Regions from separate parts of the Mus musculus genome. Here regions 1 and 3 are each linked to region 2. The links are chromatin loops, found by intact Hi-C in ENCODE. Cell type or tissue: gastrocnemius. All regions are shown on one strand. Each heading gives the region's core, and the rest is flanking DNA. Links, peaks and the distances in the headings are about the cores only.

Evidence for each region. A loop is a pair of places that touch in the nucleus more often than their neighbours do. Peaks named below come from ENCODE experiments on the same cell type or tissue, not always from the same donor. Only the 100,000 strongest peaks of a DNase experiment are listed, where the experiment ranks them.
Region 1: a loop joins it to region 2, with 2.5 times the contacts of the local background. A loop is called at or near these places in 3 of 42 quality-filtered maps.
Region 3: a loop joins it to region 2, with 11 times the contacts of the local background. A loop is called at or near these places in 3 of 42 quality-filtered maps.

What each region holds. Positions count from the first base shown.
Region 1 is chr13:37,618,975-37,623,974 of GRCm38, reverse strand. Gm40915 (a long non-coding RNA gene) reads left to right here. Exons shown (of 4, transcript XR_873251.2): 3 at 957-1,126. Among named protein-coding and RNA genes, the nearest start is that of Gm40915, 6.1 kb to the left of the region's middle. In gastrocnemius, for the core only: a CTCF peak has its summit at 2,029 (motif pointing right); no DNase peak of the experiment used is centred there; H3K27ac peaks cover 1,738 bases.
Region 2 is chr13:37,557,930-37,565,975 of GRCm38, reverse strand. No RefSeq gene overlaps it. Among named protein-coding and RNA genes, the nearest start is that of Gm47754, 19 kb to the left of the region's middle. In gastrocnemius, for the core only: a CTCF peak has its summit at 4,304; DNase peaks (open chromatin) are centred at 3,184, 4,989 and 5,440; H3K4me3 peaks cover 1,235 bases; H3K27ac peaks cover 3,779 bases.
Region 3 is chr13:37,675,502-37,680,501 of GRCm38, reverse strand. No RefSeq gene overlaps it. Among named protein-coding and RNA genes, the nearest start is that of AI463229, 10 kb to the right of the region's middle. In gastrocnemius, for the core only: no CTCF peak of the experiment used is centred there; no DNase peak of the experiment used is centred there; H3K4me3 peaks cover 982 bases; H3K27ac peaks cover 4,871 bases.

The sequences.
Region 1 (5,000 bases), core at 1-5,000, 59 kb before region 2:
TGGGAGTTAAACATTTATTAACCCTTTACTTGATAATCTTACAATGTGTTTAACATGTGGTGGGAGCATTCCACTGTACATGAGAAGTGTGCCAGGCAGCCTCAGTTTCCTTCTGCGTCCATCGCAGTCCCTTCTCTCCTTCTGCAGGCAACAGCGACTCCAATGCTTCTTCCTAAGGCAGCCCCTACACAGATATGTTTATGTGCCCTCTCTTACATCCAGGAGCAGGCATTTGGAGTCGCTTCTCGCTCCTCGCTCAGGTCTGTCTGCTTTGGGGTCTGCTATGATCTGAAAAGACTCCATGGTGTGTTCTCGCTGCAGTGAGCTATTCTGCCATGATGGGCTGAAACTCTGAGCCCAAGTCCATCTTCCCTACCAAGTTTCAGTCAGTTATTGTCACAGCAATGTCACCACAATTAATACAGCCAAAAAGAGAGAGTTTCAGCGTTCAGGGGATATCTGGATTCAGAATTGCAGGTAAGAGATTAGATCTGCAATATTTAGCCCGTGCCAGGCCCTGGGTGGGCATCCTTTTACACCTTTGTTTATTTAGCTTCAGAATATAAAAATATGGGGCTAGAAAGACGGCTCAGTGTCTCTTTTTCCAAAGGACCCGAGTTCAATTCTCAGCACTCACATGGCAGCTCACAATGGTCTGTAACTTCAGTTCCACCCTCACACCAATGAACATAAAATAACGCTAAGTAAACTATTAAAAATATATAAATATACTCTAGCTGTGCAGAAGTTGGTTAAGTTGTTTAGACTTTGGGTTTGGCTAATTTGTGTGTGTGTGTGTGTGTGTGTGTGTGTGTGTGTGTTTTGCAACTTTTTGTTTCAAAATAAATAAAAGAGTAACAATGTTTAAAACAAATAAAAGTACTTTAAAAGTTTTCTTTTTGTTACTAGTTTTTATGTGTTTATGTAAGTGTGTATTTGTATGTGTATGTGTTCAGGTACCCTTGGAACCCAAGAAAAGGAGTGAGATTCCCTAGAGCTGGTGTTACAAGCACTCTGAGTCACCTGGCATCAATACTGGGAACAGAGCTAGGGTTCCCTAGAAGAGCCACAAATACTTCTAACCACGGAGCCATCTCTCCAGTCACCTGACAGAAGTCAGCACATGGTAAGACAGACTAACAAATGTGCTAGTCTGGGTCTCTCTTCCTCTTCCTTAAGAGCCACACATACCATCCTAGGATTCCTACTCCCACCTGCCCTAACAGCCTCCTGGAGTCCCCACCTCTGCACCATGAGCGTGTGAAACTGGAGGTTAACTTTCCAGTCTATGATGCTTGAAGGACTACATTCAACCCTAGTATGTCTGAGTCCCACACAATAGAAAGGAAGTGTTTGACTGGTGAGTCAATATGACCGGGTAGATGACCCAGACATGACATTTTGTTAAGGACCTGTAGCTGTCCTAGGAGTGGAGAGGCTGCCAACCACGAAGAGCCTTGAAGTCCAAGGCTTTAACACCCCAGGGCGGCTCCACCCACATTGTCCGTGTTAGTTGATGGCATGAATTAGCTGGTGGTTTGTTACATTTAATTAGAAAGTAGATGCTAGAAACTGGTCTCTCTGTCTCTCTCTCTCTCTCTGTGTGTGTGTTTCTGTGTGTATATTTCTCTGTGTGCATCTCTGTGTGTATATCTCTGTGTGTCTATGTGTGTGCATCTCTCTATATGTGTTGATTTCTGTGTGTCTCTCTGTAGTGTCTGTGTATCTATCTATGTATGTGTGTGTGATTATCTCTCTCTGTGTGTGTCTGTGAATGTCTGTATCTCTATGTGTGGTTATCTGTGTATGTCTGCGTGTATTTTTATGTGTGTATCTATCTGTGTGTGCATGTGTGGTGTATGTGTGTCTATCAGTGTGGTGTGTGTGTCTGTGTGTATATGTATCTATCTCTCTGTCTCTGTGGTGTGTGTATATCTGTGAATGTCTGATCATTCCTACACCTTGAATGTTGTCCTGTCCAGGGGATAATAATCTTTCTCTAGTGTGCACTGCCTCAAGAGGACACTGTGGCTATGCTAAACTCTAAGCCTAACCAGGCTTCAAGTAGAAAAAGAAGTCTTGAGCCTGTCTCTCTCTCTTCATGTGACAGTGAGGAGAGCTGGCTCTGTCTGGCTCTGTGAGTGATTTTTTGGCTTGAGGCCACCATAGTTATATCTGCCCTGGTCCAGGGTCTCCTTCAGGTAGCTGCTATCTGCTATCTCTAGTCATCATGGTTCAGGTTTATCATCCTGTTTTATGTGATGGAAGAGGGAGTGTGAGAGGACCTAACAAGAGGATGGGCCTGTGTAGCCCAAGGAAGAGAACTGTTTGTGACCTGGTATGCCATCAAAGCATGGCTGGCTCATAAAGTCTAAGTCTGAGTGACTCAAGCTTATTGCCTATTATATTTAGATGCCCAGAATGGTACCCTGTCACTCCTGTCCTCACACAGCAGCTGCGTGCTGGCCTTGGGCTACGTCTTTCTCATGTAGTGTCCTGGCTGACTTAGCAGGAGTATGCTGGCTAGAGTACTTTCACAAAGCGTGCCCACCGTGCACTATCTGCAAAGTATCAGCCTGCACTGTCAAAAGATCACACTTTGATGCTCTGAGGTCAGCCTGGTGACTTTGAAACCGTCCCATCCAATACCACTCCAGCTTTGCTGATGGTCAAACCGGTTCCCATCACCCATCACCATCTTTTTTTGTTTTTTGGTTTTTTTTTGGTTTTTCGAGACAGGGTTTCTCTGTATAGCCCTGGCTGTCCTGGAACTAACTTTGTAGACCAGGCTGGCCTGGAACTCAGAAATCCGCCTGCCTCTGCCTCCCAAGTGCTGGGATTAAAGGCGTGCGCCACCACGCCCGGCTCACCCATCACCATGTTGACCATTCTGGAAGTTTCTATGTACGAACAGGAAACATATAATCCAGGTGGAAGAGAGGGAGGGGCCACAGTTCCAGGAGCTCAGTTTTCTTCCTGTTTCCTGATTTTGGATGAGTTACCAAAAGCCAGTGGAAGGCATCTGCAACTCTTTTTAATGATATAGAAACCAGGCTAGGCCCTGCCACCTCTATAGCACATGGTGACCTACTGTGGTCAAATGTGGAATATTGCAGAAAGAGCTCAGGGCTTGGTCCATCTAGTCCCAAACCAGTGCAGACTCAGCAGAAGCGAGTAGGAGATTAGAACTGGAGTGACCTGGGTTTGCTGGCGGCGGGGTGGGGGTAGGGAGAGGAAAGGGTAAATTTTCGAATTTTCTAAGATGCTGGGTCAGCTCCCAGCCTATCTGGGATGTAGCCTGCAGAGAAGGCTGGGTGATGAAGGAGGCCATCTGGCTGTCAGGCTAGTATAGACATGGGGTGACCTTGGGTCTGTCTGCTTGTCAGCCTGGAGGAAAAGGAGGGGGAAGAGGAGGAGGAAGAGGAAGAAGAGGGGAAGGCCAAAGAGCCATTGGCCAATGAGGGCTATGTGTGTGAAAAGGGACTTTGGGGTTGGATTTGTCTGTCACGAAGGCAGGGCTCCCTTTGTTCTGTGCTGTGCAGATCCAAGGTGAGCAGCCAGCCGGCCTCACTCCTCCTGTGGGTGTATTTTAAGCTCTCAGAGCGCTGGTACTCTGTACCCTTGTGGACTTACTGTCTGCGTGGGAGCCTGGGCTCCTCTTGCTTCCCCACAAGGCAAGGTCACTCCAGGCTGGTGGTTTGTGCAATCCTGAAGTTTGACTGTGGGACAAAAGTCACAAGTCCTCTAGTAGCTCTCATGATACCTGCTCTGAAAAGTCCCTAGCTGGTGGAGACTGGTGCCATCCTGTCCAGTCCTCAGCTGTCAGCTCAGTGTGGGGGGGGACACACACAGGACTGTCTGTCATCCGGCCAGGCTGTGGCCACAGCTGTGGTACTGGAGGGCTCCTGAGGTGGGAACCTGTACAGGGTGGCACAAAGCACGAAGCATCGGCTCAGACCTCCTGGCAGGAGCCTGTGAGTCTCTCTGCTCACTTGCATAACACTTCCTGTGTGTGTTTCCTCAGTCTCAGCAACGGTCAGGTCAGCAAGTGACCTTTAAAACCACTGAGAAGCCGCCACTTTCGGAGGCCAGGCTGTCACAGAGCCACCCCTTCCTGCCACCCTTCTTCCTGCTAGGGCAGCTGCACACTAGAGGGCCGATGAAAGAAAAAAACAAAACAAAACAAAACAAAACAAAACAAAACAAAACAAAACAAAACAAAACTTAAAGTTTTAGGCCAAACATGGTGATCCTAACCTGAAATCCTGGCATCAGGGGACAGGGAGGAAGAGAAGGAGGAGGAGGAGAAGAAGGAGGAGGAGGAGGAAGAGGAGGAGGAGGAAGAGGAAGAGGAGGAAGAGGAAGAGGAAGAGGGGGAAGAAGAGGAGGAGGAAGAGGAGGAGGAGGAAGAGGAGGAGGCATTTGAAGCCAGCCTAGGCCACAGAGGAAGCTGTCTTTAAAAAAAGCAGTATTTGTGTGTGTGTGTATGTGTGTGTGTGTGTGTGCACGTGCGTGTGTGTGTGTGTTGTGTGTGTATGTGTTGTGTGAGTATGTGAATGAGCGAATGTATGTTGTATGTATATGTGAGTGTGCATGAGTGAGTGTATGTTGTGTGTGTGTGACACTCTCTATCCATTCATCCATCAGCAGGTACCTAGGCTGACTGCATCTATAGTTCAGCTCCCTTGAATTGTGCATTTGTGTGATTGCACACGTGAAAGTCAGAGGACAACCCCAGGTGTCCTGTCACACCTACACCTCAAGAGTTGCTTACCTTGATTTTTTTGTTTTTGTTTTAGGTTTTGTTGTTGTTGTGTTTATTTGTTTTTGTGTTTTAACACGGGGTCTTGCTATGGAGCTTTGGCTGGCTTGGAACTTGCTGTATGAAGCAGGCTGGTCTAGAATTCAGAGATCTGCCTGCAGGTGCTTCCCAAGTGCTGGGGTTACAGGCGTAAACCAGTATGCCTGGCTGCTTCCCTTGTGTTTAGATATAAGCTCTT
Region 2 (8,046 bases), core at 1,363-6,362:
TTAGCTCTTTTGTCATCTTTCCCTGTCTTCTAAGTTTCAGACTGTCATGTTTGATCTATTAGATGACACTACTGAATCATCATTATGTGTGATCTGTGTGTGTGTGTGTGTGTGCACGAGCATATGCACATGCAGTTACATGCTGGCGTCTCCATGCAGTGGCCAGAGGTCAATGTTACTTTCCTGAATCCAAAAGCCATTGTCTTTTAGAAGATTAAACATGTGGGCATCTGAGCTGGGTAGCCTGGGCTACAAGATCAGGAAGAGCCAGGAATGATGGTACAACCCACTGATGACAGTACGTGGAAGATTAAGGAGGAAGAACTGTTGCAGTCCAAGCCAACCAGGACAACATGGTGAATGTCAACTAGCCTGGGCAGCACAATAAGACCTTGCTTCTCACTCCCTCTCTTGTTTCACAAGGTCCAGTGCATCTGTCTACTAACTGTGTAGTCTTTATACATTACAGTCTTTCTGTGACTTAGTCTTATCATCTGTAAAATGGGGAGGGCTTACCTTCCAGGATCATAAGGATTAAATAAGTTACCACATGGTGCTAATGCCTGGCTCACAGGAAGTACTCAGCGACTGCCAGTTTTCATTGACTATCATCATTTTCCTAGTTTCTTTTGTCAGTTCTTGATTGTATGTGCTGGAAAGTTCTACAGCACACTCGAGTACATTTTATTCTCTTTATCTTATCTGTTCCAGAGTCTGTTGATTTGGTTTCTCACCCATTATTTTCTCCCCTTTTCGGTCCTCTCTCTCCAGACTCACTGCCTCAGCCTTAGTTTTGGCCCCATCATCCCTCATGTGTGTGACAGAAGCCACCCTCTAACTGGTTTGTCAGCTTCCACATACTTCTGGGTAATAAAAAGCCATAAAATTATCTCCTGCGATCATCAAACAGTTAACATTGTCGAGTCTTTAATAGTAAACTGGGAGATGTTCTAGTAACTTTCCGTGGTTTGCTGATGAGTCGTCGCACCTACCTCCGAATAGACACTTTTATCTTCTCCTTTTGCAGGAGGGGGAAGCAGAGCACAGAGTACAGATGGCTAGAGCCCATACAGCAATAAATGCTCAGGTGAGATTTGAACCAAGGCTCCCCAAAGCATGCATCTGTTCATGGTGACCGCTCCATGCATGTGGTTACCACAACAGCTGTCCAGTTTTACAAATGGAAAGGTTTATAATTTTGATTTCAGTGAACTTTCTCTTTGGTTCTGGGAAGGCAACCAAAGGTCTCATGGATGCTAAGCATGCGCTCTGCCACTGAGCCACAACCCCAGCCCCTCCAGCTTTTTCAAACTAAAACTGTGGAATAATTTGAGCTTGGTTGCTATAAAATGGATGGATTAATATTGTCCTCTGTTTTTTATGGATTATTTTACCATATGCTTATGAGTGTTTTGTTTGCATGTATGTATGTGTGTACACCCTGTGAGTACCTGTGGAGACCAGAGATAGGCATCAGATCTCCTGGAGTTGGAGTTACAGATGGCTGTGGGCTGCCATGTGGGTACTAGGAACAAAGCCCGCAAGAGCAGCAAATGCCCTAAACCACTGTATCATCTCCCTAACCCCTAGCCATTTTTTTTTTTTTTTTGCTTGAAACGTTTGGAGTCCACTACTCAGTACTATAAATGCAATGTTTGTATGGTACTTTTCTTTCATTAAAATACTTTAAATTTTCCAGCTGTTTTATTTTTTTTCTAGCTTTCAGGCATAAATAGGATTTCTATAACTCAATGTATATATATTAGATATGTGTGTTTAATAGTGTATGTTTAATATGCATTTGATTTTTTTCTCTTTCTAACCCCTCCCCCCATTTCAGACTCATCATCATGTATAGCATTATTTTTATCTTTCCTGTTTTTGTTACTGTGTCGTTGTTGTTGTTATGATTATATTATCGGTGGTGGTGGTAGTAGTACTTGAGACAGGATCTTGGTATATAATGCAATCTGGACTTGAACTTGAAATCCTCCTGCCTCAGCCTTCCCAGTGATCCACTGCAAGTGTGTGCCACCACACCCATCTCTGGTTGGCTTGCTTTTCCTTTCTTGGTTTCCCAGCCTTTCCTTTCTGTCTCTTTTTCCAGGGTAGACTCACTCACATTGCACAACAGTGCAAACTTACCCACATTTCAGAATTACCCACAATGCAGTTTGTGCTCATTTCCATATTATCCCTCTTGGTGAGTGTTGTGGGTTTTTGTTTTTTGTTTTTTGTTTTTTAATTTGATGGGAGAGAGCATAGAAAGGTAGGTAGGTAGGTAGGTAGGTAGGTAGGTAGATAGATAGATAGATAGATAGATAGATAGATAGATAAATAGATAGATAGATAGATAGATACAAAGATATATAGATACATAAGTAGATAGATACATAGATAAATAGCTACTTAGATAGATAGCTTTGGGGTAGCCCAGCACCTAGGCAAGCTGTTGCTAGGCAGCTGTTGGGCAGAGCCTAGCAGGATCATCTGTAAGGCAATAGTGGAGGACCTCATTTGTGGGCTTCATCTCTACTTCTGTATTAATGTCTCAGTGGCCTTTCTCTTTTCCTCTTCTCTCTTCATTATTCCCTTTGCCTTCTGGAATCCAATCTGTTCTCCATGAAGGATCTGTGGGAAGCAGAGTTTGGAACCCAGTGCCTTGTCCTTCACTTTGGGGACAGAAATAGGATGCTCCAAGTGGGTAAAGCCAGCCACACCTGCATCCTGACCCCACCCCTGCACGCGAACACACCCCAACAGCTATGAGGCAGGGCTCATTTTAGGGGGACTTAGGGACTTCTCATTGCAATTCTTCATTCACCTCTCCCCGAGGGCTGACGGCTACTTGCAGGGAATGTTGGGAAAAATTCAAGTGACAGGTTATGCAAGGGCTGGTGACTACCTGATGGACGAAAGACTCTGTGTGTGTGTGTGTGTGTGTGTGTGTGTGTGTGTGTGTGTGAGTGAGGGGGGTGTTTGAACAGTCCAGGAGAGGGTACTTTGCAGGCAAGGTGCAAGTGCTGTGAGTTACAACATAAAGGGGCCTTGTTACACCATGGTGGTGGAGGCAGAAATCAGTGTAAGCTACTTGTCCCTGGAGTTCTGCCAAAAGGCTTCATTTCCTGACCTCTAAACCCTTTGAAGTCCGAATGCCCCGCCCCCCATCACAGTTATAAACAGCGAGGCTCCAGGGCCAGGGCCTTCCCAGCCACACCTGCTAGTATACAGATCTGTGTCCCCAGGAGGCAGCTTCCTGTACCTTGTACTGCCCAGCAGCTGCTTTGGGGGTCTAGCGTCAGGAGCGGTTAGCACATGTGTGTTACAGGAGTCCACAGTTATTCAGGGTGGAAGCTAAAATCTGGGGGGACATGGGGAAGATAGGATGCCCCAAAGTTGCATCCTGTTGCCATCTTTCTCTCTGTCTCTGGAACACTTACTGAAGGTTGGATTCATTGGCTTTCTCAACGCACACCTGCCTCGGTGATCTGAGTTATTCTGGGATATGGAGTAACTTCAGGGGCCCTCTGCTTTGTCTCAACAGTTAACAGATCCCAGCTCTTCTTCAGTGTCAACAAGGTTTCCCATGTGCGCCAAGGGTAGCAATGTCCCTGCCTTATCAGCCTAGCAACGAGAAGGCCAGTTTCCAGGAAAGCGGCCACCTGATCCAGCCTGGTGAAACCCATTCGCAGCCCAGCCACTGCTCTGTCCTTCACATCCCAGCACTCAACAGCAGAGCCACATGACAGCGTTTTCAGTTGGCTAGCCCTCCTTCTCCCCGGCAGCCGGGCTGTGGTTTGTGAATGGTAGAAATGCCTTGAGCCTTTGAATATCCCTCTAACCCTACATTGGTTAAGGACAGCAAAGCAGCAGCTTGTGGGGCCTGGGCTAGCTGGGTGGGCCCAGAAATGTCCCTCCCTCCCTGCTAAGCTCCCTGTCTTGTGAACCCAGTAGGAAACAAAGGCTGTGATGCTGACAGGCTGTTGTTAGGTACTTCCCACCCTGGCTGTGGCCTTTGATTAAACAGGGGTGATGGTGATGTTTGGGGTATACTTTGGAGAGCCTTGAATAATCTAGTTGTCGTTTGATTTGAAGAGTCTCTTTTTATAACTATATATGCCTTCCCTCTAGAGAACCAATAAATAATGTGGCCATTCTGGCAGGGCTGTCTTTCCATAGCTGCCCTGGGGAGTCTCTGGCCCCCCACCAGTGGCTTCTCCTGTTTCAATTTCCATGTCCTCTGGCTTCTGTAACCCAAGGAGCCCCTGAGCTTGGGAACAGCTGACAGCCAGACAGCTCCTAGTGGCGGTACCTGGAGAAGGAAGGGGTGGATGGGCACTGGCTTGCCAGCTTGCTCTGGGGCACCCTGTCCCTAGCTACTATGAGTCATTTGAAAGGTGAGCAAGAATGTGCCCTGGGTGAGCATAGGGGAGGGGGTATCTTCGGTGCCAAACCCAGGGAACAGAGCAGGGCCCTGTGGGCAAGGATGGGGTGGATATGAGCCCTGTTCAGAGGAGAATCACAGACAGCCCTGTTGTCTCTACAGATCATTACCTCAGAAGGAAGCTGGCCTTGTCTCCAGTGGGCATCACCCTAAAATCAGAGGCCATTGAAATGCATTTGGAAGATACTGCTTTGCATAAAGGGGCACTGTACTGGTTCAGAGGGCACCGTGTTGAGATCGGGGTGTCTCGTTTCATGGCAGGCAGTGTGTGTTGTGTTGCCTGCCGGGTGTCTCATTGCATGCAGTAGGTGCAGGAGGCATTGCATACTGTGTTTAGGCAGACACATGGCTAGACTGCTTACACAGTTATTACAGAGATTTTGTGGAACCTCTTGAGTTACCTACTAAGCCCAAACTTTCTATTTTTCCAGACGAGGAACCTAAAGCCAGAGGAGAAGCAGAAGTGGAGCTTGAGACTGTCTTCTTCCATATTCTCAGGGTGTGCAGCTTCACACCCCTGCAGCTCCACACTGTCCCTGGAGTGGGGGATGGGCAGGGCGAGCATGTGCTGGGACAGGGCATGAGGGTGATGAGGAGCCTTAAAGTCCAGGAACTTTGCCTCTCCAGCTCAGTCTTGGTTCCCCCCACCCTCTTGCCCTATCTACCATGCACTCATACATCTCCCTGGTCCCTTCCAACACTATTGGCTTTTCCTTCGGGGCCAGTGTAAAACCTTCACTGACTTTTACCAGGGCAGGAGAGGGGGTGCGGGGGAGGGGGAGGCTGGGGTGGGAGAGGGGGAAGGAGAGATGCTAGTTTCAGTTAGTGACTGGAAAGAACGCCACAGCCATGCCCCTGCATCCAGCTGTTGTTTTATTACTGTGTGCTTGGATAGAAGGAGCCAACCATGTCACCAGGGAGTGCCTGGCGGTGCTGACGCTCCTGGCAGAGTGAGGCCGTAGCCAAGAAGTCGTCAGGCTCTGATTTATCCCATTGCCAAGTGCTGGATGGAAAGTTCTGAGAACAGTGCTGGTAGAAAGGACAACAGGCACGAAAGCAGAGCCCTGGCTCTGAGGGGCGTCTTCCCTCAGAGCTCCGGAATGGCATGCATCTGTTTATCTCCTGCCTTGCCAGCCCACCAAAGCTACCCACCCTTGCCCCCCCCCCATGGCCTCAGCATGCCATGGCATTTAATAGATGTTAAAAAATAGTAACATCGGAGCCTGTGACTCTGATGCTACTGTCACAAAGGTTTCTTATTGGTGAGGCCTGATTGGCTGAGCCAGAGACTTTAGAGAGAGACCAAGCCAGGTGTGGGTTAGCCCTGTACTCTCTGCCCCCCCCCGCCCCCAGATGCTGAGGTCATAGTGAAAGGGATAAGGCTGGGGTGTTTGGACACACGTGTCTAGGGTACTTGCCCTTTTTCAAAACAGGAGAATGGTTCTGGATGCCCCATTTTCTTATCTTGTGAGCAGGGAAGGCTCTCTCGGTCTAGGCCGTAGATAGGTCTGTCCTCTGGGGGGAGAGGGTAGAGGCTTTAGGGCACATGGTTGGGGGCAGTGGGTAGGGTTCTGTCATCCTCTCTTCTTTGCAGGATGAGTTCTACGATTGTTCAGCTGAGACTTCCCAGACTGGTGGTTAGTGTGGAGGGACTGGGGCTTTCCTGCCTGTCTGCGCTGTGGCCTTTTTTCTCTTCCTTCTTGTGGGGATGGTGGAGTGGGGGAGGTGGTGTGAGAAGCAAAGAAAAAAAGTGACACAGGCTTGTCTTTAGCCACAGGCCTGCACCGAGGACCTCAGCAAAGGGCATCTGCAGTCATTTTTCCTCTTGACTGGGATCTCCCGATGTTCTGATAGTTAGGGGTGAAAGACAAGTTTCCCGTGACTCGTTTTACCTCTGCTCTGCACCTGAATGGTCCAGGAAGCAGACCTGGTCAGTGGCTATAGGTCAACCTGACCTGGCATTTCCAGCCCTCAGGGCTGATTCCCACAGAGAGCTCACCTTGAAAGGCAGGTGCCCTAGAAGATGCCAGACCCTTTCTAGGTTTCCCTACCATAGCCTTGTGAGAAGCCTGCTTTACCATAGAAGAAATGGAGACCCAGTAAACTTAACTCTCCCTTACATGATCATCAGCAGAAGATTATATTCTGGGGACCCTGGGCATTATAGATCTGGAATTGTTAGAGTCACCAGCTGTCAGAATTGCCCCTCAGCTTTGGCTAGACAGGAAGGGGGACCACCCCACCAAACGCTCCTCCCTCTCTTCCTCTTCCTTCATCATTGTGTATCTACTGCCTTTGATCTTCACAGCAACCACACTGTTAACATGAGCCGTGCTCCTGGGAAAGGCAGATGGAGATCTGGGGGTCAAGGAGAGATGACAAGTCACGGGGGAGAGATGACAAGTCACGGGGTGGTCAGGAGGTTGGCAGGAGAAAGCTCTGAGCACAGGGCTGGGAGACCAGGAACGCTCATTTCCTGACAGGTCTTGACGCCTATCAGCAAGGAGGATGGAGGAAGGAGGAAGCGGGGAGAACCCTGAATGATTCCAGAGTCAGGCAAGCCAGTGTGTTGGAATCTGGTACCCAGTGTGCTGCTCCTAGACGCTGGTTTTAGAGCCAGCATTCCCACCAGCTCCTATGTCTTTGTGGCTGGGACTGGGAGGGAGGATTGAAGACACGGGCCCAGGAGAATAAGTGCTTGGCCAAGCAAGGCTGGGGTGCAGCTAAGATTTGATCTCATCGTGGTGTGTTGATCAGCTTTCCCTCACTGTAACAGACACCTGAGAAGAGTTGGCTTATAAGAGAGAAAGGTTTGTTTTGGTCACTGCTTTGGAGGTCCCAAAGCAATGGCCCAAATGACCATTAGTGAGCCAATACATCATGAAGGGAGTATGTAACATAGGAGACTGCCCACTTCATAGCAGCCAAAAACAGGTATGGGGTGGGGTTGGGGGAAGGTGAAGGAAGAGGAGAAGGGAGAGGAGAAGGGGCAAGGGCTGGAGTCTCAGTCGTCCCTTCAAGACCGTTCCTCCAAAGACCCAACTTCCACCTATCAGGTTCCACCTCCCAAAGATTCCACCATCTCCCAGTAGCATTCTGGGGACCAGTTCTTAACACATGGGCCTTTATAGAGAATGCATAACCCATAGCAGCCAAACCCTGGAGCCCTGTGTTCAATCCTGAGCCAGGATGCCTCCTGACTGGAAAGGGCACAGGAAGACAAATGCAGAGGTGCCGGGTGGGAGGAAAAAGGAAACCAAGGGGGAAGTCAAGTTTCTAGGGAGGGTACAGGGGTTTCCAGCCGGAGCTTATAAGAATCTCTGGAGTATTGAACCAGTGTTCTCTGCCCTCCTGTGTGTTCTCATGCACACCCACACCTACAAGGTTCCTCCAATGAGATCATCATCTCCTCCTCGTCCTCGTCGTCGTCCTCCTCCTCCTCAGCCTTGCTCTCATGAGCTCTATTTTTACAAAGGAGGCTAGTAAGGCCCAGAGAAGCAATGACAAGGTCACACAGCTGGGGAGTGTGCACCTGGCATGCAAACTCATCCTGGAGTTTCAGGAGGTTAAAGAGGACTCTCCTCCCACTTCTCCAGTTCCCC
Region 3 (5,000 bases), core at 1-5,000, 120 kb before region 2:
ACTGGAGGTGAAGGACAGGGGTTTTGGGGGGACAGGGAAGTGAAGAGAAGAACAGCTGGAAAGTCCAAGTTCAGATACCTCCCCCTGCCCCCGCCCACGCTGGAAGTGACCTGTAAGCTCCTCAGGCAGGAGCCAGAGCTGGAGAGAGCCTGTCCCCCACCTACAGGGATGTACTGATGTTCAGAACCAACAGGAGAGTGTGGACCTCAAAGGTCATCTTCATCTTCCGCCAGTTTTTGGAAGGAGGCTGGGAAGTTGTGATGAAGTTGCTATGAAGACTGTTGTTAATCTGAGGAAGATGGCTGCGTGGCTAGGTGGGCTTTATGATCAGTAACACCTTGTCAGGAGGAAGATGAGGCAGTCACGTGCCTGAGAAGAACAAAGCTTCATGATATCTTTTTCTTTCCTTTAAGAACGAGGCCCTTTGAGATCCTGCAACTCACATTACTTCAACAGCTATGTACTTAGTCTTCCCGAGGAACTTGCTCTTATCACCCGAGTCTGAACCTGCCCTGATGTTATTGTCTGCTAGAGAGAACCTTGGAACTTTCCATCGCACCCCTCTAATCCACCAGATAGTGACCATAGTCCCCAGAGGGTGATTAGAGTCTTTGCTGTCCAGAAGTGTCCCTTAGATGTCTTTTCAAAGCTCCGATGAGCAGCTGACAGGTGGCACAATAGAATCAGAATTTGGAGGGTGGGTCCCAAGTTCAGGGGTGCTCAAAACTCCCTCCTGACTCTGATTAACACTGCCAAGGATGAAGGCTGGCCTGGGGTTATGAGTGTATCCTGACTACTTGCACTTGATTTTGTGCTGCTGGTCAGTTTCTCCCCCCAACCCCCCGCATCCTCCACCTCAGTTTCTTCATATGTGAAATGGGAACAGGAGTGCTACTACCGTACAGTGTGAGAAATAGGTGCATTAAAATGTGGCTGTCACAAGCCAGCACTCTCTCGGTGTTTGCCATTTATGATGTTCAGGAGCACATATTTAAGAGGGACAGGGACAACGGGAATGGGACAGGGTGGCCAAGGAACCCCAGCAAGGGCCTCGAGGGGTGAAGGTGTAAAGACTAGAGACACTTCTTCTGGGGAGGAGAGGATTTTGTTTCAAACATGGTGGCCCCAGATTCCTCTCAGGTGGGAGGGAACATGGCTGCCTTTGCTGAGCTATGGAGGAAAGAATGAAGGGTCGCAGTGGAAAGTTTCCAGAGCCATCCATCCACCATGAGGTTGACTGTGTCAAGTGATACTGTCCAGACACTGGGTCATCTCACTGGAGGGGAGCTGAGCATCCATGGACGTTTGGTAATTATCTCAGTGTTCTAGAGCCAACTTGTCATGGATATGAAGAAATGGCTACAATTCTCCAGAAATGAAGCTGGCTTCCCTTTTCATACGGGAAGCCCCTCTTCCATGCATATCGTGTGACCATTCAGTCACTTCCCTTGTACATGCCTGGCAGATGACCCTCTCCTTAGCTTGTGCCACCCTTCCCACCCTAATATTGTTCTGCTTTCAGACTAGCAGATCCTTCTTCTGGTCACTTCCTCAGCCTCTTCATCCTGGGCGACCTCCCCATCTTCCGCATCTCTGATTCAGCGCCTAGTCACACCCTTGGGACACGCCGCTTGTGGGAGGCTCTGCCTTCTAGATTTCCACCCCTTAAGTACCCTCTGTAGCCACAGCTCCTGGCCCTATCACTGGTCCCATTCCGATCCAATCTCCCGATGGCTTCTTCCTAGTTTTTGGCATCTTGGATTCATGCTGGCTGTTTCTGTCCCTCCCTTGTTGGAATTTGGATTCCTTGGTGAGGTGACTTAGCCAAGTTCTCAAAAGCACCTCATTCCTTACTCTTTGACCTTCTACTGAGTCTCCTTGGACAGCCCTTTTTTTTTTTTATCTCTTCCTCATCTTAAACTGCTGAAACCTGTTGAAGAGACCTGGGCCCCCAGCAGTAACCGGACCTCCTGTGTGTTCCTGCCTCGACTCTCCCAGTGCCCGCAGGCATCTTCCTTCAACTCCATTTTTAGCTCCCTATCGGATTCCAGTGACAGCTGCTCAGAATCTTTTCCACTCTGCTCCAGCCCTAGCTGACCCTGTTCTCCTCGTCTCTGAGACGGAGGAGGGAGCCGTCCCGACTGAGACTCGGTTTTCGCTTTTCTTTTAACTATAGACGACTTCTTTCTTTTCTCATCCTATCTGGGGAGGAAACGTCCCTAACTGTTTCTAGCTTTCTCTCTGTGTTCCTAACTTATCATCTATCTCTTTGTCAATTACGGCCTTGATCTGTTATCATCTCTTGTAAAGTCCAGCCTCCGTTGGCGCTGACTCTGAAATCTTGGACTTTCTCTCACTTCCTTTATTTTAAAGCACAACCCCAGAGCCCTTCCTTGGTCTCTCTCCTCTGTCTCTCCATCCTCTAGTGTCTTCCTGATTCTTTCCCTCCGTGTCATTCCTGGCCACACTCAGCTGATGTGCCTACAATATACCTTGCTGTTTTTATCTCCCCTGGGCTGCACACCATCTTGGGAAGTAGGGCCAACACTGATATAGGAGCCAAAGGTGCAGGGGTTAGAATCCTGGCTCTTCCCCATGTGAATAATAGAACCTCATTTAGCCTAACACTAAACATCCCAAGTTTTGTTTTCCTCTTGTGGACAATGGAAGCTGTGGTACCTAATTTACTGGGTTATTGTGAGTATCAAATGAGGATACGACTTTCAAATGCTAAACATCTAGTTGATGTCTACCCCTTGATTTAGCTACTGCTGATTCCTATGTGTGTGCTGTGTGTCTGCTTTCTTTGGTCCCCCTGATGAATGTTTACCTCCATGGCCAAGGTATACCTCTTTGCGTGTACCAGGTGGGCCCCAGCCTAGCTCCTTTTCCCTCTGAACTGTTTTCCTTTAGTTTAGTAGATACTGCATTCCATTTCTTTTTTTTAAAACAAGATCATTTGTACGTAGTTATGTGGGTGTTCACAAAGCAGAGAGGCTGTGGAGGTAGGAGTAATTGAGAATATTAAAAATAATAGCCTTTGGATAAATGTGATAGCTTATGGCTAGGCATACTCTGATAACCTTAGATAAATTAAAAACAAACAAACAAACAACAACAAAAAACCTCTAAGTTGACCTTTCTCCCCTCCGTGACCGTATTCTTTAACCATGTAGTATTTACAACAAAATAAAATGTGCAATAAAGGCTCTTCAAAGGACTCCTGAACAGGAGCACGTGATGGAGCAAGGCCGTGGGTGGAAAAGTGTTTCCCTTCAGGTTGCTGAGGTCGGATTGTGGCAAGTATTTAAGATAATCCTCACCTGATGGGACTGACCTCAGTTCATGCAGACGGAATGAAATGGTCAGAGAGCTGATATCTGAGACTTCGTCCTGCCTGAACCAGCTAAGACTGGTGAGCGCATGCTTTGGGTATGATGCAATTCTAACATGGTTATGGAAGAGGCCAAGGGTGCCTGCCCATCATAGCTGAGCTGGAACACAATTCTTTCAGGGACCTGACTCTTTTTAGCAGGCATGAGAGCTAATTTATTTGATCAGGAGATACATATTTAGCATGGCAGTGTGGATTTGGTTGGTGTGGGCCACTTGGAATACAGAGTCGAATTTAATCTTACTAAAGCTGGGGCTGCCCGGGTAGGCTCCTCTGGGGAAGGAAAGGCAGATGCCTGGAAGTGGGCTGTAGGCTGGGCGGCCGCCTGGGCTTAGTGGCTGTCAGACAGGACTGTGAGGGACAGTCTTCAGCAGCAGCCGCCCTTGCTGTCCTGGCAAGGCACCTCCACGTGGTTCCCCTTGTCACCAATCTCTGGGCTTGTCACATTATCTGTAGGCAGCCTGAGGTGCCTCCCGCTACATATATGGGTTTTCTCCCATTCATCTTTCAATCTGGAGGATTTTCAAAGGTTGGTACCATTAAAAGCAAGATCTCAAAAGCATGCCACGTGGGGGCAAAACATTTGTGTTCAGCCATATACGTATTATTCTGTAAACTTTCATAGGAAGGGACCCATTTTATGTGCCATGTTCTATGTAGACATTACTCTTCAAGGCCGATGACTTAGAAACCTGGGTCTATTTATTGACCTCAAGTCAATATTCAGCAATGAACACAGTTGTCTTTATTCAGGCAAATGGGCCTGGATTTTGTCTACCGTAGTTGTCCCTTGGTATCTAAGGGGATTGTTTTCAGGACTCTGACGGATGTTAAAATCAATGGCTGCTTACATCCCTTACATAAAGTAGTGCAGCATCACCAGAGAACCTGCATCCACCTTTCTGCATGAAATCACCTGTGGATGGTGGCTACGTAACACAGTATGACTGCTTCATGAATAGCTGCCATGCTGGATTATTTGGGAATTGACAAGATAAAAATAGTCTGTATATGTTCAGCAGGAATGCAGGTCCCCCCCCCCCCATACACACACACAATGTTTTTGATCCATGGTTGGTTGAAGCCACAGATGTGGGACTCTTGGGTTTGAAGGGACAACTGTATCCTTTCCAAACCAAACCAGATGGAGAGCGGTGATAACCACACTTTTTTTTTTCTTTCTGTGCTGTGACCTCTTCCTGGCTAAGCTGCTGCAAGGCAGAAATGTGCTTGCTCATCTTCCTCATGGCCCAGAGGCTAGGGCTTTGCCTTCTGCAGAGGTGGTGGGTAACCGGAACACACACACATACACACACACACACACACACACACACACACACACACACACACGAGCAATGTACTCAGACTGTGTAGTCACTGTCCCTGAAGATCATGCAGACATGCCTCACTCACTGCAGGATGCTGTACCCAAAATCCAGACTACAAGGACAGGGAATTCACACTACAGCCATCTAATAGGCAAAAGATGGAAGGGCCTTAAGGAGTCTTTATTAGTTGTACCTTCCTCAAGGAAGCTAATGGAGCCGTTTTTATACTTCCAGTTGTCTAAGGTAGGGGTTACCCTTGCCTAAGCGAGGGTACTGGA